Regions from separate parts of the Homo sapiens genome. Here region 2 is linked to region 1. The links are chromatin loops, found by intact Hi-C in ENCODE. Cell type or tissue: dorsolateral prefrontal cortex. All regions are shown on one strand. Links, peaks and the distances in the headings refer to the core of each region. The heading gives the core; the rest is flanking DNA. Region 1 has its middle 110 kb from the start of LINC00092. Region 2 has its middle 34 kb from the start of HSD17B3-AS1.

What was found. Hi-C counts contacts between places; a loop is a spot of excess contacts. Peaks named below come from ENCODE experiments on the same cell type or tissue, not always from the same donor. Only the 100,000 strongest peaks of a DNase experiment are listed, where the experiment ranks them.
Region 2: a loop joins it to region 1, with 3 times the contacts of the local background. A loop is called at or near these places in 8 of 110 quality-filtered maps.

The regions. Positions count from the first base shown.
Region 1 is chr9:96,125,834-96,128,745 of GRCh38, reverse strand. No RefSeq gene overlaps it. Among named protein-coding and RNA genes, the nearest start is that of LINC00092, 110 kb to the right of the region's middle. RefSeq lists enhancers at 1-48, 1,433-1,963. In dorsolateral prefrontal cortex, for the core only: no CTCF peak of the experiment used is centred there; no DNase peak of the experiment used is centred there.
Region 2 is chr9:96,210,910-96,213,821 of GRCh38, reverse strand. No RefSeq gene overlaps it. Among named protein-coding and RNA genes, the nearest start is that of HSD17B3-AS1, 34 kb to the left of the region's middle. In dorsolateral prefrontal cortex, for the core only: no CTCF peak of the experiment used is centred there; no DNase peak of the experiment used is centred there.

The sequences.
Region 1 (2,912 bases), core at 96-2,595:
AGATGTGGCTGTAGATGTAGCCTGACATTATAGATCAATCACCATGCATCAATTACCATCACTTCTCCCTGAACAAATTAAAAAAAATAGATATCTCTTAGCACTGACCATGCATATGGAAGTCTGGTAATTAACAGCTCGACTTGAGTCTGCATCTCTGCATTACCGCAACCTTAATGATTTACCTACCATGCTAGGCCTCCCTTATTATCTAATTTAATCCCAATACACCACCATGTCTCTAAGAGGACAGGACCTACCCTAGCTTTCATGGAGCTTCCCATTTCATGGAGAAGCCAGACAATAGAAAATTCATTGCAAGTCTGATGGGTTTTACAGAAGGTTGCAATGGGAACATATCCGAGGGGGATCAAAGGCTTCCCAAATAAGTCATGTTTAAGTCGCAACTGAGAACTCCCGGGATAGGATTTTCGTGGTGAAGCTGGAGACAGATCAAGGTGAGCTTTGGTGAGCCATGAGGATGATGTTGGCAATGGGAAAGCTGTTAAACTAAGGGAGAGAGTAATCCAATCCAACGAGAAACAACAGCAGGGCTATGGTTTAGAGAATGGATGGCTTGGAGGTGGCCAGGGAGGGTAGGGTGGGATGAAGATGGCTTAGGCTGGAGTATGAGCCATGTGATGAAGAACTATTTAGATGTGGGATCAGTGTCACTTGATTTAGCTTGGGGAGCAAGGGAAAGAGAGACTTTGACTCCAAGGTGTGAAACATATGTAGTGGTCTTTAGTGTAGACTCATCAACTTGATGAAATGTAATCAAGTATTACCAGTCATGCTGTAGAGAACCCTTTCTCCAAATTTTACCACCCCTATTGTGGGCTAGGCACTCTGCAAAATGGCTTATCTACCTCTTATCCTTAATCTTCATTGACAACCCTTTGAGGCTAGCGCTGTTAGGATTCCCATTTCACAGGTGAGGAAGGCGAGGCTTAGGAGAGTGAGGAGGAGCTACGTTAAAGCTCAGATCTATCTGAGCATGGTCCTCGTGTCTCTGTTTCCCAAACTTATCTGATGACAAGACTCACCTGGGACACTTGATAAGTGTCCACACTGCCCGGTCCCCTCAGGCACCTGCTGATTTGGTGAGTCAGAGCCCCAGAATCTGAGTTTCCATAGACCTTATCACCAGGCCACTTTGGGAAGCACTGACTTATGCTGCTGAGACTTGGCCACAGAAGGAGCATTTGCCTTCACCTTACCCCTCACTCTGACTAGTTTTTATACACAGAACTTATTGCAACTTGAAATTTTTCTGTATTCTTTATTGATTTATGGTTTTTCAGCCCCTCTAGAATGTAAGCGCCAAGAGGGCAGCGATCAGACCAGCTCCTGGAACATGGCAGGACCAACACCCTCATCCGTGTGCCTATTCTCTTCCTGGAGGTCCTCCAGAGACTTCCTGCTCCCATTCTTGCTCCTCCTTCACCCACTTTCCATTTCCTGAGTGAAATGTAAATCTCATCCCCCATAGTCCTTAGAGCCAGACCAGCTTGCTTGGCCCATGCCTGCCCGCCCCTCCTTCCCAACTTTGTCCCTCAGCTCCAGGCTGCCACACAGGCCTCCAGGGTGTTTTCCAATCCCTCCAAGAGATCTTCAGCTCCCCAGGGCACCTTTCTTGGAGGGGCCAGTGCCATTTGGTGGGGCGGCGAGGTTAAAGACCACTCTCTCTGGTGACCACCCCTTTGCCCACTATCTTCCCTGGGCCTCCCCTGAGCTCTTCAAGAGAGAACCACTTGCTTAGAAGAGGCTTGGGAAGGATTTGTACAGTGGCCATGCCGCAGACCTGGGGTGGAAGGTGCAAGAAGGTGTCCTGAGCAGGAGGTCAGGAGGGCCGCTGAGCCATTTCCGAGGGGAACGGCGGGCCTTGGCTGGTCAGGGAGAGGGGAGACTGCCGGGAGGTCCCCTGCATGAGAACTCTGTGGCGGCTCCCTGGGTGGGCCAGGCCGGCACAGCCTCGCTGTGTTCTGTGCAGTTGAAAGAAAGCTGCGGGGCGGAGGGGGCCTGGCTGCTCGGGCCGCGGCCATGGGCTGCGCCACACATGGCTAAAGTACACAGACTATTAGCAATCAAGGAAAGACCTCCCTGCGAGGGAAAATGACATAGGGGTTACTTCACTGTAAACATCCCAAGAACAAGCACTGGTTCCTTTTAAGGGCTGTCTTTACTTCCTTTGAGAAGTTGCAAATGCACCCATGGCGGGCTTTGGCGCTCAGTCACACGTTGGGGAGGAGGGACTCCTATACACACAGTCACTCCCAATGGCAGAAAGCCCCAAATGCCACGAGGATTTGCCAGGAGTCTGCACCCTGAAATGGATTCTGCTGATGCATAGAACCAATAGCGCTTGCAACAGAAAACAGGGCTGCCTGCCGAGAAACACAACCCCTGACAGCCGGGTGCAAACATTCTTTTCAGTTGCGTCCTCCCAGCACCTTTGTTTTACAGGTTGCTTTTAAGAGAAAAAAAGTGTAGTATTTGCTCCTTGCTTGTGTAAGAACAAATTGAAATCACATGGGTCATCTGTCAGGCTCTCGTGAGAAAAGGAGGGACAGAGACTTATCAGGTGTTTGGATCCTCAAATCCTATCCACGAATGTGAAGCCATAGCCCTCTGGGGTCTTTTCAATAAGCGGCTACAAGTTGTCTCCCTTCCTAGGAAGCTTAATAACAGCATTTTTTTTAAAGAGACAGGGTCTCAACTGTCACCCAGGCTGGAGTACAGTGGCACAATCATAGCTCACTGCAGCCCCCAACTCCTAGGCTCAAGTGATCCTTCCACCTTAGCCTCCCAAGCGGCTAGAACTATAGGCACATGCCACCACCCTTGGCTACTTGTTTTATCTTATTATTATTTGTAGAGATAGGGTCTTGCTCTGCTGCCCAGGCTGGTCT
Region 2 (2,912 bases), core at 308-2,807, 85 kb before region 1:
CCTCACATGCACAGTTCACAAGAGGGTTCATGCCCTTATTCATGAGAATCTAATGCCGCTGCTGATCTGACAGGAGGCTGAACTCAGGTGGGGATGCTCATTCGCCCACCACTCACCTCCTGCTTTGTGGCCTGATTCCTAACAGGCCATGGACTGGTACCCGTCTTCGCCCTGGGGTTTGGGGACCCCTGATTTAGAGCGTGTATGTGCTCACTCTTATCATCGTCCATGGTTAGACAAATTCTTTAGATTGTGTGGATGCTGAGCAAGATTTAGGACTGAGAAATGTCTTCCCACTTAACTGATTGATTTTTGAAAAATTCATCTCACTTCTCTTTAAACTGAGAGTAGTCATGCTTACCTCACTGCATTGTTGTAGGCATTTAATGTGATAGAGAATGCGAAAGGGCTTTGTGAGATGCAGCCTGACACAGTCTCCATCTAGCCTGGCTTCATGTCTGCATATATTAAAGATCTGCTGGGCCGGGTGCAGTGGCTCACACCTCTAATCCCAGCACTTTGGGAAACCCAGGCAGGAGGCTCACTTGAGCCCTAATGTTTGAGACTAGCTTGGGCAACGTGAAGAAACCCCATCTCTACAAGAAAATTTAGGAAATTAGTTGGGCTTGACAGTGCATGCCTGTAGTTCCAGCTCCTCAGAAGGCTGAGGCAGGAGGATCTGTTGAGCCCAAGAGACGAAAGCTGCAGTGAGCTACGATGGTGTCACTGCACTCCAGCCTGGGCCACAGAGTGAGACCCTGTCTCCGAAAAAAAAAAAAAAAAAAAAAGATCTGCTGTGTTAGATTCTCTGTTCCAAGTTCAGTGTATTCAATGTTGGGACATGGCTTTCTATTTCCGGAGGCAGCTTAGCCCCATATGTTTTAAGGCCCCGTAGTGTGTCATGGGTATGTCTCCTTTAGCATCTTCAAACCATATGAGGTTTGACAGTATAGTTTCTCAAAAGGGTAATTTAGATTTCAGGAAAAAGCATAGACAATAAGAAGATAGATGTATAGCATTTTAAATTTGATTTATATAGTATTTGGATATTAACTCAGTTGATTCTCATATTAGTGCTGAGTAGCGGGCAGGGTAAGTATATCTTCATCTTACAAGGAAGGAAACCAAAATTCAGAGAAAACCAGAGATTCACATAAAAGTGAAAAGCTGGGCCTGTAACACTACTCAAGTCTTATGCACTGCCCAGGAGACACTGCTGGGGTCACAGGCGAAATGCCACCCTGTGTTAGCCCAGAGGTCCAGCATCTTGTTTCTGACAAGGGTATTCAATATTCTCTGACGAAAGAGTGTGGCAATTTTCTCCCACCATATTAGCCGGGAAAGCTCAGTGACCTTTCACGACAGTCCTGTGGCGTCCACTGCCGGACCCCCAGTGTCTGTGAGGGTGGAGTTGAGGATATGTGCCTTTCAGGACATGGGATCCCCTCGTGAAAAAGCCCAACGTGTCAGCAGCCATCCTGTTGAGCACTAGCAGAGGCTGGATAATGGAAGCTGATTTTTTTTGAGATGGAGTCTCACTTTGTCACCCAGGCTGGAGTGCAATGGCGTGATCTTGGCTCACCGCAACCTCCGCCTCCTGGGTTCAAGTGATTCTCCTGCCTCAGCCTCCCGAGGAGCTGGGATTACAGGCATGCACCACCACACCTGGCTAATTTTTGTATTTTTAGTACAGATGGTGTTTCACCATGTTGGCCAGGCTGGTCTCAAACTCCTGACATCAGGTGATCCACCTGCCTTGGCCTCCAAAGTGCTGGGATTACAAGCGTGAGCCACCGCAATGGCCTGAAGCTGATTTTTTGATGCACCCATTGAGCATGTAGGACTGAGTATGTGACAGCATGTGCTCTTGTATCGGCTCCTTTTTTGGCCCCAGTTTACCTTGGCCCTTTCCTTTTCTTTCCCACATGATTCTAATATGCTCTATATGACTGCATTTTATGTAACCTAACAAAGCAAAAGGCTCTGGAGACAAGTTCCCAACTAATAAGTAAAGGAATGAATCCAGGAATAAGTAAATCAATAAATAGAGTTAGAGTACATGTGCAAACTATAGGTGCTAAAAGAATTGGAGAACAAAAAGTTTATTATAGGCTGAACCAGTCATTGAGTACTCCATGGAGATAGTGGGATTTGAGGTTGAATTAAATGGGAGGGATACTGAGGGAAGAAAAGCAACGTGAGCTTTCAGAAGGCAGCTGGGATTGAGAATGGCGCTGGCTGCAGATGAAGCCTTCTGAGTGAATGGGAAAGATGTAGGCAGGCAAGTGGGGCTAATTGGTGGAGGAAAGCCAATGTGGAGAACTCGAATCAGATTCAAAAACAAAGAAGGCCTCTTACATGCGGAGGGGCCACGTGGGTTTGTTTCCTATCCCTTCAAAAGCTCACCAGGATGACAATAAAGGAAATACAAAGGTAAACCCACAAGGGCCAACATAGCTGTAGAAGAGAGACTGTAGGACAACCCTGAAAGATAGAGAGACGCTGAAGAAGTAGTAATGGACAGAACAGGCCAAAAATGTCCATCTTGAATGTCAGCAGAGGGGACACAAGTGAGAAGGAGCTTCCTTATCCCCTAGAACCTGTCAGGTCTCAAAGGCACCAGGTGCCATGCTCAGTGAAGCCAAAAACCAAGGGGTTGATAAAGGTCTGGATGAAGTTGCCCATTCACCCAGGCAACTGCCACCCTCTTCCCTCAGGAGGCTGGAGAGTTATCTGGTGAGAAATTCAGCTCTTCTGCTCTGGACTAGGGGCCATCAGACAGCGCAGTGCAGAAGAGAGGTCAGATGCAGGGTTAAAAATGGGGGGATATGGGGAACGTCTTCATATTGAATGGTGAGGTCTCCAGCTTTCTTACCTTTCTTTGCTCTCAGAACATGGGAAGGCAGTCACAC